2 separate regions of the Homo sapiens genome follow, and region 1 is linked to region 2. A link is an interaction called in ENCODE POLR2A ChIA-PET data of the cell type or tissue named here. Cell type or tissue: GM12878. All regions are shown on one strand. Links, peaks and the distances in the headings refer to the core of each region. The heading gives the core; the rest is flanking DNA. Region 1 has its middle 33 kb from the start of DNAH7. Region 2 has its middle 5.0 kb from the start of STK17B.

Region 1 (2,924 bases), core at 130-2,629, 75 kb before region 2:
TATTGAATGTTCCCAACACAAAGAAATGATAAATGTTTGAGATAATGGATATGCTAATTACCCTGATCTAATCATCATACATTATATGTATCAAAACATCCTTACATACCCCATGAATATGTACAATTATTATGTGTAAATTAAGAAAGAAAGAAATCTCTTGGACTCCATGTAATGTATTTACGCACAGAACACATTCTGGCTCAAACTAGGAGGTGGAGGTCTCCAACTGTACAAAGGGCACTATTGCACTTACTAGGGGTAAGGATTAGAGCTTTCGATCTACACAGGAAAAGTAGAAATGGCAGTCAAGAGCCACAGTGATGCAAGCTGAAGTCAAACCAAGAGGTGTTCCCTGCCACTTGTCTCTTATTTTGAACATGCCAACTAATTGCAGCCCACCCATCCATCCTTCCTTGTGCCAGAGGTGAGGGCTAAGCCATTGCTGCAGAAGTCCTCTTCAGCAGATAGCTGTTTATCTGGTCCTTGATTAATGGTAAGGGGGCTGCTCCTAGCTTTGTTTGGATGTTCAGACAGCAAGAGAGGACACTTGGTTTCAATATGTATATCTATTTGATTCAACCTCCAGCTAAACAATCCTGTTTTCCCTAAGAAATGAACATGGAAATGGTCAAATGTCCACAGGAACATTGGTACAGGAGGAGTATGTTCAATAATCACAAGATATGAGTCAGATGTTCAGAGTGTGATTTTGATATGAACCTTTATTGTGGGAGAGGGAGGGAGGGTTGAGCTATCTGAGAATCAGTTCTGGCTCAGTCCCTTGAGCCTGCTTGGGTGCGAAGGTTTCAGTTCTGTGTCAGTGACTCAGCTCTACTCTGTTCAGGGAAGATAAATTAGGTGCCACGTGCTTTACTCTTAGTGAAATAGGTTATTTTGGGGGAAATATGTGGAAAGTTACTTTTTAAGAAATTCCAGTGAATATGAAGGGCTCCTATCTGAAAAGATGCACATTTGGCTTGTTGTGAGAATTTTTTCCTTCCTTATGAAAAACATCTTGTCTTCAAATTTGTCTGGAACTGTTTACTACATTGCCCTTTTGAGTTGCACCAATAAGAAGGGAGTCAAACACCATTTCCAATAATACTCTGCTCAGTCATAGTGACAGTATGCCCCTGCCTCCCACGCTGCCACACCAGTCCCAGCCGAGGAGCACCTGTGAAGTCTGTTCTGCATCACAGCAGTAAGCAGTCACAGGGCCTATTAGTTATGCACAGCAGGAGAGACCTTGGGGTCAGTGTTAGAGTTATGTTTTTCATACGCATGCAAGACAGCTTACATTCTGCACTCTGGTGGCGTGCAGATGTCCTGGAGAGTAAGGCTCCTTTGGTTCCCTCACTTTTCCTTTTGCTAATAGACCCCAGGCTTTGTTCAGGGATCAGGCAACAATATGCTCATGGTAGTTAGGCTCAGTCTCAGAGAGGAGTCATGGATCATCCATTCCCCTTTGCCTGTGAATGGCGTAGGGATCATGCCAAAAAAAGAAACACTGCTTAGGGGTTTGGAAAAAGTATTTTCTTCCTAGTAAAAGAAATCTTGGTATGACTGAGCTGCTAAATCAATCCACCCTGCAACCCTAATTTTGGACTTCTTGTTTGGAGAGATAATAAATTCTTTATTGTTTAAACCCCATTGGATATAGTGAAAATTTCACCAAAAAGCATCCTAACTGGTCCTCACGGGTAGGAACCTGAATTTATTTCAACTTCTGGAAGACTGTTATGAGCCACAGACTGTCAACTCCTATACAAGCTGAGAAAATAAGCATTCATGGTAAACTGGGGTTATTGAGGAAATTGCAGTTGAATTTGCTCACCTGTAAAATGGGAATATCAGTAGTAACAATTTCAAAGTCTCATCCTGATGATTAATTTAACCCAGGCAAAGCTCTTAAAGCAGTGCCTGGCACATAGAAAAGACACAATTTAATTATCAAGTGTTGTTATAGAGATGAGGAGGCAAGAAGGATTGATCACTTGGGGCTAAATTAGGGATACCAACTAGGAACAAAGATACTCACTTGCAAAGAGAAAGATGATGGCAGACACTCTGGCATGGCTGGCTAGTAGTAAAGTAATATAGAGGAGATCATAATTACAGTTTACCAAGCCCTCTTCATCATGTTCATTCCCTTTGCATGAACACAATTTCCTCAATACCTACAGTTTACCATTAATGCTTATTTTTTCAACGTATATAGGAGTTGATAGTTTGTGGCTTATAATACTCTTCCAGAAATCGAAAGTAAATTCAGGTTCCTACCCCTGAAGACCAGTTAGGATGATTTTTGGTGCAATTTTCACTATATCAAATGGAGTTTAAACAATAAGGAATTTATCATCTCTCTATACAAGAAGTCCAAAATTAGGGTTGCAGGGTGGATTGATTTAGCAGCTCAGTCATATCAAGCTTTCTTTTATTAGGAAGAAAAGCCTTTTTCCGAAGCCCCATGTACTCCCGCTAACTACATGGGTGAGCTGGCTGTGACTGCAGCTCTCATCCAGAATTTGTCTCTAGGGTTGGTTTAGTTCACCTGGTGTGATAGACTGAATAATGAATGACCACTGTCCCCAAAGATGTCAATGTCCTAATCCTTGGAACCTATGAAAATGTTAATTTAGTTCAATGATAAAAGGGACTTAGCACATGTTATTACATTAGGGATCGTGAGATCGAGAGATTATCCTGAATTATCCAGGAGAGCCCAAGATCCTTATAAAAAGGAGGAAAGTCAATACTAGGAGATGTGATGATGGAAGCCACAGACTGGAGTGATGTGAGGAAGGGGCCACAAGCTAAGGAATATAGGCAGTCTCTAGAATCTGAAAAAGGCAAGGAAACAGATTCCCCCCTAAGCATCCAGAAGGAACACAGCCCTGCCTACAGATTGACTATAAACTTCT
Region 2 (2,924 bases), core at 193-2,692:
ATTTCAACATGTAATCAACAAAAATTATTGAGACATTTTACTTCCTTTTTTAATATTGTCTTAAATCTAGTATTTTATACTTACAGCATGTCCCAATTCAGATGCCAAATTTTCATCGGAAACACTTGATCTGTATTTAGATTTCACAAAATTTACTGTTGCAAAAAGCAGATTCACATTCCTAAGTTGTTTTGAACAAACTAAAGTTTTTCACGCCAGGTGTGGTGGCTCATATCTGTAATCCTAGCACTTTGGGAGGCCAAGGCGGGCAGATGATTTGAGATCAGGAGTTCAAGACCAGCCTGGCCAACATGGTGAAACCCCGTCTCTACTAAAAATACAAAAATTAGCCAGGCATGGTGGCAGGTTCCTGTGATCCCAGCAACTCAGTAGGTTGAGGCAGGAGAATCACTTGAACGCAGGAGGCAGAGGTTGCAGTTAGCCGAGATTGTGTACCACTGCACTCCAGCTTGGGCGACAAAGCGAGACTCTGTCTCAAAAATAAATAAAGTTTTTCAATAACTAAATACAGTATCAGTTTCTTAATATAAATTTAATGACAATGAAATAAAATAGAAAATTTTGTCATGTTAGCCACATCCCAAGTGTTTCATGGCCACATGTGGCTACTAAGTTAGGCAGTGTAGGTCTGAAGGGCTAGAAACGTGCCTTCTAATTGTGTCTAAATTTCCAGTGCTAGAGACAATCAGAGCAGTCTGGAGCTAGAAAAATTCTTGCAGTTCAGTAACCCAACTCCCTTGTTTTAGAAGGGAAGAAACCTACAGTGAGAGAAGTTGAGGGACTTGCAAAAGATCACACACCTAAATTCGGTGGTACATATCTGAACAATAATTTAGGTCTCCTGACTCTTAATCCTAAGATATTATTTAAGCCTCTTCACATCAGACATACTTCAGAATAAAGTAATTTTTAAATTTATCTGAATCATCACTCCGATGATACAGGCAAGAGAAAGCAAACCTGTATCCCAACTGCATTCTCATAACCTGATAAGAGCACACCCTACAATATTTAAGGCACCCTCCTTCCACTCTGTCTTAGGGTCCATGTGGTTTCATCTGTCAGCTCTCTTACCTCAATGCATCACTGCTTCCTCTCCTTGGAGCCACCTGGCCGAACATCGCTGCCGCCCGCCCACAGAGCATCCGGCCACATTTTTCTGTCTGCAGTTTTCCTCTCCCAGGTGTCTACCACACGTTATTTAAGGTTGTGCTTCAGAGAATCCTTTATATTTGCAAACCAAAATATTCAGTAGAAACTACAGTAAAGTTGTAGAAGAGCTGCTATGCTCCAGCCACAAACACACCAGGCTCTAAAGTTCTACCTCGTGAGAAGCTGTGAGAGAGAAAGAGAAGATATATGTGTGGTTAAGTGTGTGACATCAGGCAGCCCTGCCTTCAAGTCCCAGTTCTGCCCATTCCTTGTTGTGTGATTTTGGGCGATCCTCAGTTTTCTCATCTGTGAAATGGGGATAATAATAATAGCTACCTCCATGAGATTGAAATGGGATAATGCATACTAAGAACAGTGCCTAACAAGAATAAACCCTTGGTTCTGTTCCTACAAGCTATTATTATTTACCAGTGCTTTGCCAGCTCCCCATGTGCACTACTGCGCCCTGTGACTAGCAAGATGCTCAAGACATTGTGGGTTCTATATAAATATTTGTCAAATGGCTTTATAAGATACTTTCGATTTTCCTCACATCTTATGGTTGATGCTAGTAGGGATCATTGGGAGAAAAATGTCATTGGAAAGGAAAGGGGAGAGGGAGGTGACTGCTTTTCCTTTCAGTATCTATCTGGTGGAGACACCCAAGTTCGGAATGAAGCTCTAAGGGTCAACAAATGGTGGAGTCCAGGGGGCCGTGTGAGATAAAGAAATTAGTCACTAGTGTTTAAAGGAAGTAGATATCAAGTGGTGCAAAGAAATAAATACAGGGTATAAATATAGGGTGCTGTCTATTTGATTTGAGTAGATAACGCCTACTAGCTCTCCCTAATAAATCTCTTCCTTTTTCACTTTGCTAAGAAACTTCCTCTGCCAACTGCATATACCATGAATGACAACCTGCTATCACATTCTCCAGGGTACATGGCAGGTACCCTTCCAGAAACCCTTCACGTAGTGAGTCTTCTTACAGCAGGCAGTAGCAGATATAGATAAGGCAGAGCCAACTTTTAATCCCCAGCAACTCCCTCATTAGGAGTGATCTTTGTGTCAACTGGTGTAAGGTGATAGCATGAACATTGAGAAGGCCAATCTACTCTGAAAGTTGAGCCATTTTGTGGCATAAAAGCATTAGTAATGTGGGAAATGGTACTATTCCTGATTATCACAGCATTCCTGACATTGAGAATATTCAAAGATTCTTGAATCTTTTTAGTAGTTGGCCTTTCCTTTAGATTTATAGAGCAGCATTTCATGGCTTCACTTTTACCGAAGAATCAGTAAGTTCAGAGCTGTTCAGAAACCTTTAAAAGGTCACAGATTATGAGAGAATGGTTCTGTAATTTACCAGCTGTGAGATCTTGACCAGGTTAGAAAATCTCTGTGCCTCTATTTTTCATCTGTAAAATGGAGATAATATACTTGCCTCATAGTGTACATGGCAACAACAGTTCATAAATAATGAAACTGGCACTGTTCTAAATGTGTTGCTTATGTTAATTCATCTAATGCTCACATCCTCCTATGAGTTACAGTGCTATATTTTCCTCCTTTAAAGATAAGAAAACTAGCCAGGCACGGTGGCTCACACCTGTAATCCCAGCACTTTGGGAGGCCAAGGCAGGTAGATCATGAGGTCAGGAGATTGAGACCATTCTGGCTAACATGGTGAAACCCCATCTCTACTAAAATTACAAAAAAAAAAAAAAATTAGCTGGGCGTGGTGGTGGCTT

The links. ChIA-PET counts read pairs that join two places held together with the same protein. Peaks named below come from ENCODE experiments on the same cell type or tissue, not always from the same donor. Only the 100,000 strongest peaks of a DNase experiment are listed, where the experiment ranks them.
Region 1: POLR2A ChIA-PET joins it to region 2 with 8 read pairs; 11 of 35 experiments call an interaction of 5 or more read pairs at or near these places.

What each region holds. Positions count from the first base shown.
Region 1 is chr2:196,100,638-196,103,561 of GRCh38, forward strand. No RefSeq gene overlaps it. Among named protein-coding and RNA genes, the nearest start is that of DNAH7, 33 kb to the left of the region's middle. RefSeq lists enhancers at 326-415, 436-585, 856-955. In GM12878, for the core only: no CTCF peak of the experiment used is centred there; DNase peaks (open chromatin) are centred at 784 and 1,144; H3K4me3 peaks cover 213 bases; H3K27ac peaks cover 2,152 bases.
Region 2 is chr2:196,175,131-196,178,054 of GRCh38, forward strand. It overlaps a transcript of STK17B not described here. Among named protein-coding and RNA genes, the nearest start is that of STK17B, 5.0 kb to the left of the region's middle. RefSeq lists an enhancer at 1,171-1,430. In GM12878, for the core only: no CTCF peak of the experiment used is centred there; a DNase peak (open chromatin) is centred at 1,211; H3K4me3 peaks cover 1,102 bases; H3K27ac peaks cover 1,793 bases.